Regions from separate parts of the Homo sapiens genome. Here region 2 is linked to region 1. Evidence: chromatin contacts called from ENCODE Hi-C or POLR2A ChIA-PET data. All regions are on one chromosome and are shown on one strand. Each heading gives the region's core, a stretch centred on a gene start or an enhancer-like site at or near the end of the contact. The rest is flanking DNA. Distances are from core to core; before and after follow the strand shown. Region 1 overlaps DST (dystonin). Region 2 overlaps DST (dystonin).

What was found. A loop is a pair of places that touch in the nucleus more often than their neighbours do. ChIA-PET counts read pairs that join two places held with the same protein, here RNA polymerase II (POLR2A). Pooled maps may share reads with other maps.
Region 2: a pooled map shows a loop between it and region 1 (2.1-fold over the local background). The contact joins two enhancer-like sites. A Hi-C loop is called at or near these places in 1 of 50 pooled maps. POLR2A ChIA-PET finds 5 or more read pairs at or near these places in 2 of 52 experiments (GM10248 and PC-9).

What each region holds. Positions count from the first base shown.
Region 1 is chr6:56,540,556-56,544,807 of GRCh38, reverse strand. The region is part of intron 61 of DST (dystonin); the gene reads left to right. Among named protein-coding and RNA genes, the nearest start is that of COL21A1, 300 kb to the right of the region's middle. RefSeq lists enhancers at 1,728-2,147, 1,852-2,617. Within about 2 kb of position 1,952, at least 40 of the 41 ENCODE cell types and tissues checked have a DNase peak (open chromatin) inside an H3K27ac peak, as active enhancers do.
Region 2 is chr6:56,659,174-56,663,912 of GRCh38, reverse strand. The region is part of intron 10 of DST (dystonin); the gene reads left to right. Among named protein-coding and RNA genes, the nearest start is that of DST-AS1, 180 kb to the left of the region's middle. Within about 2 kb of position 3,417, at least 4 of the 41 ENCODE cell types and tissues checked have a DNase peak (open chromatin) inside an H3K27ac peak, as active enhancers do.

The DNA.
Region 1 (4,252 bases), core at 703-3,202:
AAATTATTGTGACAAATTTTAATAGCACAAATCTTAATGTGAATCAATATAAAAATCAGTTCAATAAAAAAGGAATTTAGTTATTAAATAAGTGGTGTATACTTGAACTCAATTAACTAGGGAATATTTTCCCATAGCACTGTTTACTTCCGAACTGTGTCATGGCCATTTTCTCATTCACATTCCCATTCTAGTGTAAGTGGTGTAAGGACAGTGGTGGCTATGTCTTTACAACATCATTTTTCCAGTGCTTACATGTTGTTTGGCAGACAGTGAGTGCTATTTTTTTGAATCATTTAATTTATGAATGAATTATTTGTGCAGTTTTAAAAATGTACTACCCACCTCAAATGTGAGGTTATATGTTGCTCCTCTTAGCTTTTCATAAGCCTAGAATAATATTGTGCTAATGATTCAGAGTTAGAGTCTAAGGTGAACTGAATTAGAGCCATTCTTTATTATGAAAAGTTCTGTAAGGATCTTAGAGTGTTTAGAGAAAGGCACTCAGAGATCTCAAGGAAACTTTATTATTCATATTGCCATGAATAAGTAGTTTTCTAAGCTTACATATCAAGAGAGCGGCAGCTGGGAGTAAGACTCTTGGCCTCTACTATTTCCCAGTCTAGTGCCCAATCCACTGTTCAAGCGTGGTAAGTATGAGACCATTTTTCTTTCTCTTATCAGTGCCTTATTACAGCCTGTGTGCTTGAACACCACAGAATCAGGTGCTTGTTGAAATATTTCACGTCTTGAACATGAAAAATTGGCATTGATATTGTGATGTGGATGGATATTTTTAAATCTCTTTTTCTTTATAGATAGTCATATATCTAGTCAACTTAATGATGGCCACATACTGAGTTGCATCTAATAATCTAATAATTGTTGAATGGATGAGTTACCGATAGAGTTTTCATTATGAAAAGATTTTTTTAAAAAAGATTCAACTCTTAGATTTATCGAATGAATATTGAGATAACGTTTTCTCATTAAAGGCACAAAAGTTTCCTCCCACATCTTTTCTGTAAAATTAACAAAGAAAGTATAAAGTTGTTTTTACTAGAACTGCCTTCTTCATTTGGAGTTAGCACAGTTTTGTTCATGTTCAAATGATTATTTTATGAGATTGAAGAAAGACCGCTTCATTTGTAACTGACACTCTGACGATGTTTCTTATTTTGTAAAATAGAGAATGTTTAGATTTTATTTAAATAAAACTATTAAATTTCCTACAAAGACTAAGAGTTGGCTTGCTGAATTTATTTTCAAACAGTATTTTTAGAAGGGTGTTCAGTAGATAAAAATCTGTGGAGGTGATTTTGTTTATTAAATATCTGGAGTCAGTGAGTACCACTCTTGGGCCTTGTGTTAACCTCAAGAGTACTGTATGGTTATTAGTAACTACTAATATTCATGTCAGCAGTGCTGAGAGCCCCTCACTGGTAGGAATACTTTACTCTGGAGAACAGTTAGATTTGAACTTGGGCTTCAAAAGGGAACGGCAAAACACTCTCGACTTCAAAGTGATCTGCACTTTGCATCGCAGATACTGCTGAAGCATCAGATTCTTCAGTGTAAAAGTGCGGTTTCAACTGAAGGATAGGGACCTATGTAGCCCCCCTTTTCCCATTTAGTATTCAAATGAGTGCGGTCTCTGGACCTTCACAAAATAATTTCTTCGCGGATCTCCCGGTGCCAGGTTCTGCCTCCGCAAGCCCTACGGATCCCCTCCCATTTTGAAGTAGTCGGCGGGGTTTCCGCGGTGTTTGAACCTGAGCTGTCCCTCTCCCCAGTGGCCGGACTCGGCCTGCTTTGCGCTGATGTCACCACAAGCTGTTACATTGCAGCCTCTCGGCTTCGAGGTACCTCCCACTGAAACCGCTCGCCGACTCCCGGGAAGAAGCGAAAGATGACTGCGAAGTTAAGTCACGGGAGGGCGTAGCACCGAAGTGGTAGAGAGCTGCGGCTCCGGAACGCCCGGCAGGCCCAGAGACGCAGCAGATGGTGCCTGAAGAGAGAGGGCGTTGCTGCAAGCGCCCTGGCTGGAGAGCATGCCTGCCCGGCACCGTGCTGCCCTGAGGAGCCGCGGACAGCCCCGGAGCTCCCTTCCGGAGTTCTTTCTGCTGCCTCCACCGCCACCGTCTCTCTCTAGCCCCAGCTGAAATGAAGGCCATACCGCGGCCACAGAACTTGGTTCAGTTTCAAAGGCTAATGTAGTCCCTGGGTTTTCTGCTCAATGTGAATTACGCTGCCTGTGCCTTAGAGGAAGCCGCGGAGCTCTTCGTTGCTGCAATTGCCTCAGGTGGAATAAGCCTTCCTAAGGAGGACCAGATAAGAATCTTTGGAAATGGCTTTTTTTTTTTTTTTTTTTTTTTTTTTAAAGAAGCTTAGTAGTACACCATGCTTTCTGTTTACTTTAAACGGTTGCTGGATTGTACTGCCCTGGGTGTCTAAAAGTCTGGTGTTTTTTTCTTTCTTCCTTTGAGTAGTTCTGAATAGCATTGAAGAAGCTTAAAACAGGAAGAAAACCTGCCTTTTCAATCAAGTTTATTTATAGCTACTCCCCCCTCCAAAAAAAAAAAGTAAAAGAAAAATGTAACTTTCTCATAACGTTAGACTTAACTTATTTTTCTCTGAAGATTTGTTCTGTGCCTTGATGTGAACAATACCAGGTCCCTGTGTTTGTCTTTTAAATTTCTGGAGCATGGTTTATTTACCAGAATGGTGGAGTTCTGCAAGCCATCTTTAAGTGGATTACAGTTAACCAGAGCTCTGCCGAAATTAACATTCAGGCTGTTAAAATGCTTGCTCATTTGGAAATTTTAATCTGGAAATATCAGACTAAAAAGGGAAATGGACTGACAATGGAATGTTCTGAGTGTTTGAGCCACTGTTAAGTGTGTGTTTGTTTATTTTCTGTGTTTTGGAGTGTGTGAACGGGGACTTTGGGAGCTGGGAAAGGTGGACAAAGGAGATTTTTGTTCTCTGTTATTGATGCACTTTATTGTTTAGAATCATCCTAAAATCAACCAGGTAAAAGGATAGTTGCATTTATACTGATGCACTGCTGATGACCTTAAACACCTCATGTATTATGAAATATATTATTTGAGCATGTGTCTTTATGCTAAAGACACTCCATAGCTCTGTTCAGAAGTATACTTTTTTGGAAGATGCTTTATCTTATTTCTTATCTGTGTCAAGAGCTGCAATATTTGTTTTAACTATCTGCAAAATGGGGAAGCCACTCAGCAGACCAGACTGTTTACGTCAGAATCCCCCATGTGTAGGGAAGGGTGAAGAAGAGGAGGACCTAAATATCGAAGACTGTTACGTCCCACAGCGGTCAATCTATGATACTGTTAGACTAAATGAACAGATAGACTCTGGTTCAAAAGGTAGTCTATCTTCCAGGCATTTTACAGATCGAACTTTACCCTACAGTCACAGAACACTGGATGTTAGTTCTTTATGCTCTAATGGTGCCCTTACTTCTTCCAGTGTATTTGAGCTGAGAGGTCGGGAAGCTAACAAACTAGATGAAAAGATGATCTTTGATGCACTCAAACTAAATAGTGATATCATTCGAACCACAGGATTACCTAAAGCCAAATCTCATGCGGAAAAGAAAGAGCATAGACGGTCATGGCGAATGTTTGTCCCGGCCAATTTTATGGATTATGCAAACAAAAGTGAAAGCTCTTTTGTTGAACCTGCTGATATGTCAGATGCTGTTACCAAGGCCAGCAAGTGCAGATGGGGTACTAATTCTCTCACTTCGGAGGAGGATGACTCTGGTTTATGTAGCCCTCCAGCAGAGAGGGAAGAAAAACAGGGCATTTTAACTGGAGACCAGTCACGAATTAAAAGTTTGTCTTCTACTGAAGATATTCTTGTAACAGACCAATACAGACCATTTTTTTCTGTTAATTCCATTAGCGAACAGAAAATCCCACTGCTTTCATGTCAAAGTGCCCACCCTGATGAAAATTTCAAAATGATTTTACATGATGTTTCTCCACTAGAGGAAGCAAAACATGTAAATGGTCAAAGGGAAATCCACGATGAAAATTGTTGCCTGCAGAATAATTTGAAAGAGAGCCCTGTGAAGTGTGACCCATTAATTATGCCAAGAAATAGAGAAAATGAGCATATTTTTAACCTTGGAGAAGAGGACGAAACATACGGACCTGGAGAATCCCAAATCACAGCACAAAGTAGGGAACTCTTGAAGGATTCCCCTCAAGATTTA
Region 2 (4,739 bases), core at 2,168-4,667, 120 kb before region 1:
TTGTTTTAAATATGTTAGCCAATTAAGACTCAAAATTTTGGGAATAGGTTGTATGCAGGAGCAAAGCAGTCAAATGTTTTCTAATTAAGCAGCCAGGAACTTTTCACTTGTCTGAGTATGTAGTTGGATAGCAATTATTTTGTCCATTGTTTGCATTTTGAATGAGAATATAATAGGGCCATCATATTTCATTATATTAAAGTTTAAAGATGCTGTAATTGTGAAGGTTAGATTGTAAAGCTGTGGTCAGAGTCATCTTGTTTAATAGCATGACCTGGAGGCCGGTGATTCAGTCACATGCGTGAATTCAGTCACACCTTAGAAGCTAAACTGGATTGGACTGGTTTAATACCGGGAGGAGGCCCTTTAGGGTTTGAAATGTTCCCATAGGAAGTTGGCTTAGTGTTGACTTAGCCTTCAGGCTGCAGAATCCAGAGGTATGAGGGTGTATGTATGTGTGTGCATACACATGGCCATGGGCTGTAGTTTGGCCACAAGCCAGACACACACAGAGCCTGAAAGTTATCAATTAAAAAGTAGTTAACAGTATTTCAGCTTGTGTAGAAAAAATCAAATTGCTTATTTACCTTGCCAAGTGAACTCAAAATGATTGAACTTTGAGAACAGAAATGGATGACTTCTAACCATTATCACATTTTAAAATTCTTAGAGTTAATGTACACTGCTTATAATGTAGTGCGTCTGCATCCAAGTGAGGTGTAAGAGTTAGTGTCTACATCTGGTGACCATTTTTATTGTATCTATATGGTTTTACCTACAGTTTGGGAGATGTAATTTGGCATGTAATATTTGGAGGAAATATCTGAATATATTACTTTCTTTTTATGTTCCTGGCCTTCTTGCCTAGATTAATTTACAGAAATTCTCTGTAATATGAAGCCTCCCATTACTGTGTGTTTTGTTTTGTTTCTTTGTTTTGTTTTGTTCTGTTTTGTTTTGTTTTGAGATGGAGTCTTGCTCTGTCACCCAGGCTGGAGTGCAGTGGTGCGATCTTGGCTCACTGCAACCTCCACCTCCCGGGTTCAAGCAATTCTCCTGCCTCAGCCTCCTGAGTAGTTGGGACTACAGGCATGACCCCCCCGCCCCCATGCCCAACTAATTTTGTTGTATTTTTAGTAGAGACAGGGTTTCACCATTTTGGTTGGGCTGTTCTCAAACTCCTGACCTCAAATGATCCACCTGCCTTGGCCTCCCAAAGTGCTGGGATTACAGGCATCAGCCACCTCGCCCGGCCAAAAAAGATCTTTATAGATGTGATGTAAGGTATAGCCCACATTCTCCTACTTCCATTTTTGAAGCAGAAAACTGAAAAAGTGACACAGCCACGGTAGGAAGATAGCTCATCTGGTTGTCCTCTTCATGGGAGACTGGCAAACCTAGTTGCAATTTCTACAGCAGGCACTTGTTACCACAGTCCTACTTTTTCTTGTATCTGTGATTTTTAAAAAATACCATATGGTATTCTATTGTATGTGTATAACATTTTGTTTAGAGTGCCTTATTGATGGATATTATGTTGTTTTTTGCTTTTAAAACTGTTGTACTGAACTTTGTATGTGTCTTTGTGAGGCATGTGAATATATCCATAGGATAAGGTCCTGGAAGTGGAATTGCTGGGACAAAGGGTATTACATTTAAAATTTTGAGACGTACTTCTGAATTGTCTGCCAAAAGAGTTGTACTGATGCATACCTCTTCTGCACTGTTTCCCCTCCATGATGCCTTTGAGAAAGAAACACTTCTTAACTTGTTAATTACCTTTTAGCAGGTCTAAGCCCCACTCTTTTTTTTCTATTCTTTCTTTTACTTTGCCCTTTCATTCATAAAATTATTTCTTTTCAGCTTTTAAAGATGTGCCCGTGATGAAATTGAAGGCCTATGTTTCACTCAGTTTGATGTGCAAGCTGTTAGTCTAAGCATGCATGTATTACGAGTTTAGGGGGAAAAGTGACGAAGTAAGTTGACAAATTTCAGTGATGTGATCATTTAAAAAGTTAGAGGGTCGGCCGGGCGCGGTGACTCACACCTGTAATCCCAGCACTTTGGGAGGCCAAGGCGGGCGGATCACCCGAGGTCAGGAGTTCAAGACCATCCTGGCCAACATGGAGAAACGGCGGCTCTACTAAAAATACAAAAAGTTAGCCAGGCCTGGTGGCAGGTGCCTGTAATCCCAGCTACTCAGGAGGCTGAGGCAGGGGAATCGCTTGAACCTGGGAGGCGGAGGTTGCAGTGAGCTGAGATGGCACCATTGCACTCCAGCCTGGGCAACAAGAGTGAAACTCAGCCTCAAAAAAAAAAAAACTGTTAGAGTGGGGCTGTCTTGAGTTAGCTTATGAGAGTGCCTATCACTCTCCTAGAGATTTAGGAAGTATGTAATCAACATGAGTTTCCCCTCCCCCCGCATGCTGCCACTGATCCACTAACAATAGGGCTGTAAAGCTTGAGGGAAGATGGGTTTTGATCAAAACTCTCCTTACTTAGAAACTTGACAAGTCCTGCCTTTGTCATGTTTCCCTTTAGCATTCTCTTACCTTTCTCTCACATGAAGATTTCTTTTACATTACAGGAGCAGCCGGTATATGTAACTCTATCTGTTTTTCTTTGATAGGTTCATCTATTTGTTTTAACACTTCTTGTATTTTGACTTGATTATTCACATTATCATCTTAGCCTGTGATATGAAGTAGTTTGAGATTTAGTTTTCTACCATAATAAAAATAAATTGATTCCCACTACCCCCTTTTTGGGGAGGGTGTATTTATCCTTATTAGTCACTAAAGTTTACTTAAATTTTCCTTTTATTCACTAAAATATAGGTACTGGAGGAGTTACTTCTCTATCAACATCAATACCATTCTCTGTATTCATTAAAATTTAGGCTGTTAATGGGATTGATTGTTCTTTGTGAAGTGAGAAAGTCATAATTCATTAGATATGTTTTAATTATTGAATTTGTTAGACTCTAACCTTGAAGTACTAACTAAGCTTGCTATAAATATACTGTTTCTCATCTTTGCTGTCTACCTTGTTGTTAATGGAGAGTCACTTTGTAGAAAAAAATATACTGTTTCTCATCTTTGCTGTCTACCTTGTTGTTAATGGAGAGTCACTTTGTAGAAAAAAAAAAAAGAATGTTTGAAAAAACTCAGGCACCTAGTTTTGAGAACAAGGGAAAATTACCTTCATAGCTTGTTGCTAATCTGTGCCCAAATATGAGCATGAAGGGATGTCTACACTGAGTTACGCAGGCCTTTTTTTTTTTTTCTTTTTTTTTTTTTGGTGATTGCAAGGTGAGGTGCTTTTTGCACCAATAAGAACAGTAAGGACATGCTAAGTCTGAGCATGATTTAATCGAAACAGTCATCTTCAGGAATTTGTTACGGTAACTTCTCTGCTATCATAGGATAAGTGAGGCATATGATCTTTTGAAAAGCAGATGTTAAGTGGCATATGTGTCTTCAGTCACCTCTGTGTGGGTTGTTCTGTAGTATAGAGGGTGTTCTAAAAATGATCTTTAGGAATGGAGTGAGGCTTGTTTTTGTTTTTGTTTTGTTTTACACTTCCACACAATCCCTTTTCAATTCCTTGCAAACTGCTGAGTATGTACTATTTTGCCAGCAAAGGCTGAGCCTGTATGAACCCAGCCATGTGCTTTGTCTGTGCATGTCCCCACACAGGAAGCACACCAGAGAAAGCGATACTTCAGGGTAGATTGATTTCATTAGAACTTCATTATCACCAGCCTCAAATGGTTCTGGCCAGCAGTCTTTTTCTATCTGTATGATTAACCCTTCTCTTCCTCACAGCACCTCCTCCCACCACCTTTTCTCAGTGTTAACAGGTGATCTAGACTCCTACTCTCAGAGAAAATTGAAGCCAACAAGTAGAAAGTCTTTTTTGCTACCAAAGACACAAACCTATCTTCTTCTGCATCCATCCTCACCCCCGCTGCTGCTGTTCAACACAGGAGTCCTCTCTCCACCTACCCAAAGCCTGTCCCCTCCTGCTGTGCCCTGGATCTTATCTCTGTCATTGCCTTAGAAACCTTTCTTGTATATATTCATCTTTTTCCTTCAATAGATCTTTCTTATTGGATTTTAAGCATGTTGCAGCCTCTTCTGTTAATAAAACAACAATCAACAAAAACACTCTCCCTTAACTGCATGCTTTATTCCAGCTACTACCTTATATCATTCCTTTCCTTCAAGGCCAAAGTCCTCAGAAGAGGTGGCAATATCCTCCATCATTTCTTCACTTCATACTCATTCTTCAACACATACTAATCTAGTCTCTTACCCCATAATTCATTAAAACACTTATTCTTGGGTCATGGGTGACTTCTGTATAGCTAAATCCAGTGGATATTTTTCAGGCCTCCTCTTCCTTACATTTTAGTATTTCACCCTATTGGCCATTCTTTTCTTCTTGAAATACTCTCTCCTTTAGCTTTTATGACACTGTACTCCTGGTTTTTCTCCCACTTCTTGTCTGCTCCTGCTTAGTTCCCTCTGTAAACTTGGCCTCTTTCACAAGGCCAGTAAACACTCGAGTTTTTCAAGATTGCCTGTTGGACTTTTTCTTTTCTCTCTGTGTTGTCTCTCATCCATGCTTACAGCCCTAATTACTATAACCATTGTCATATAACTGGGTTCTGTAGATTTGACTTTCTCAATATCTCCTGACTTGGCCACTTTTTATCCACTGCTGCCACATTCTTC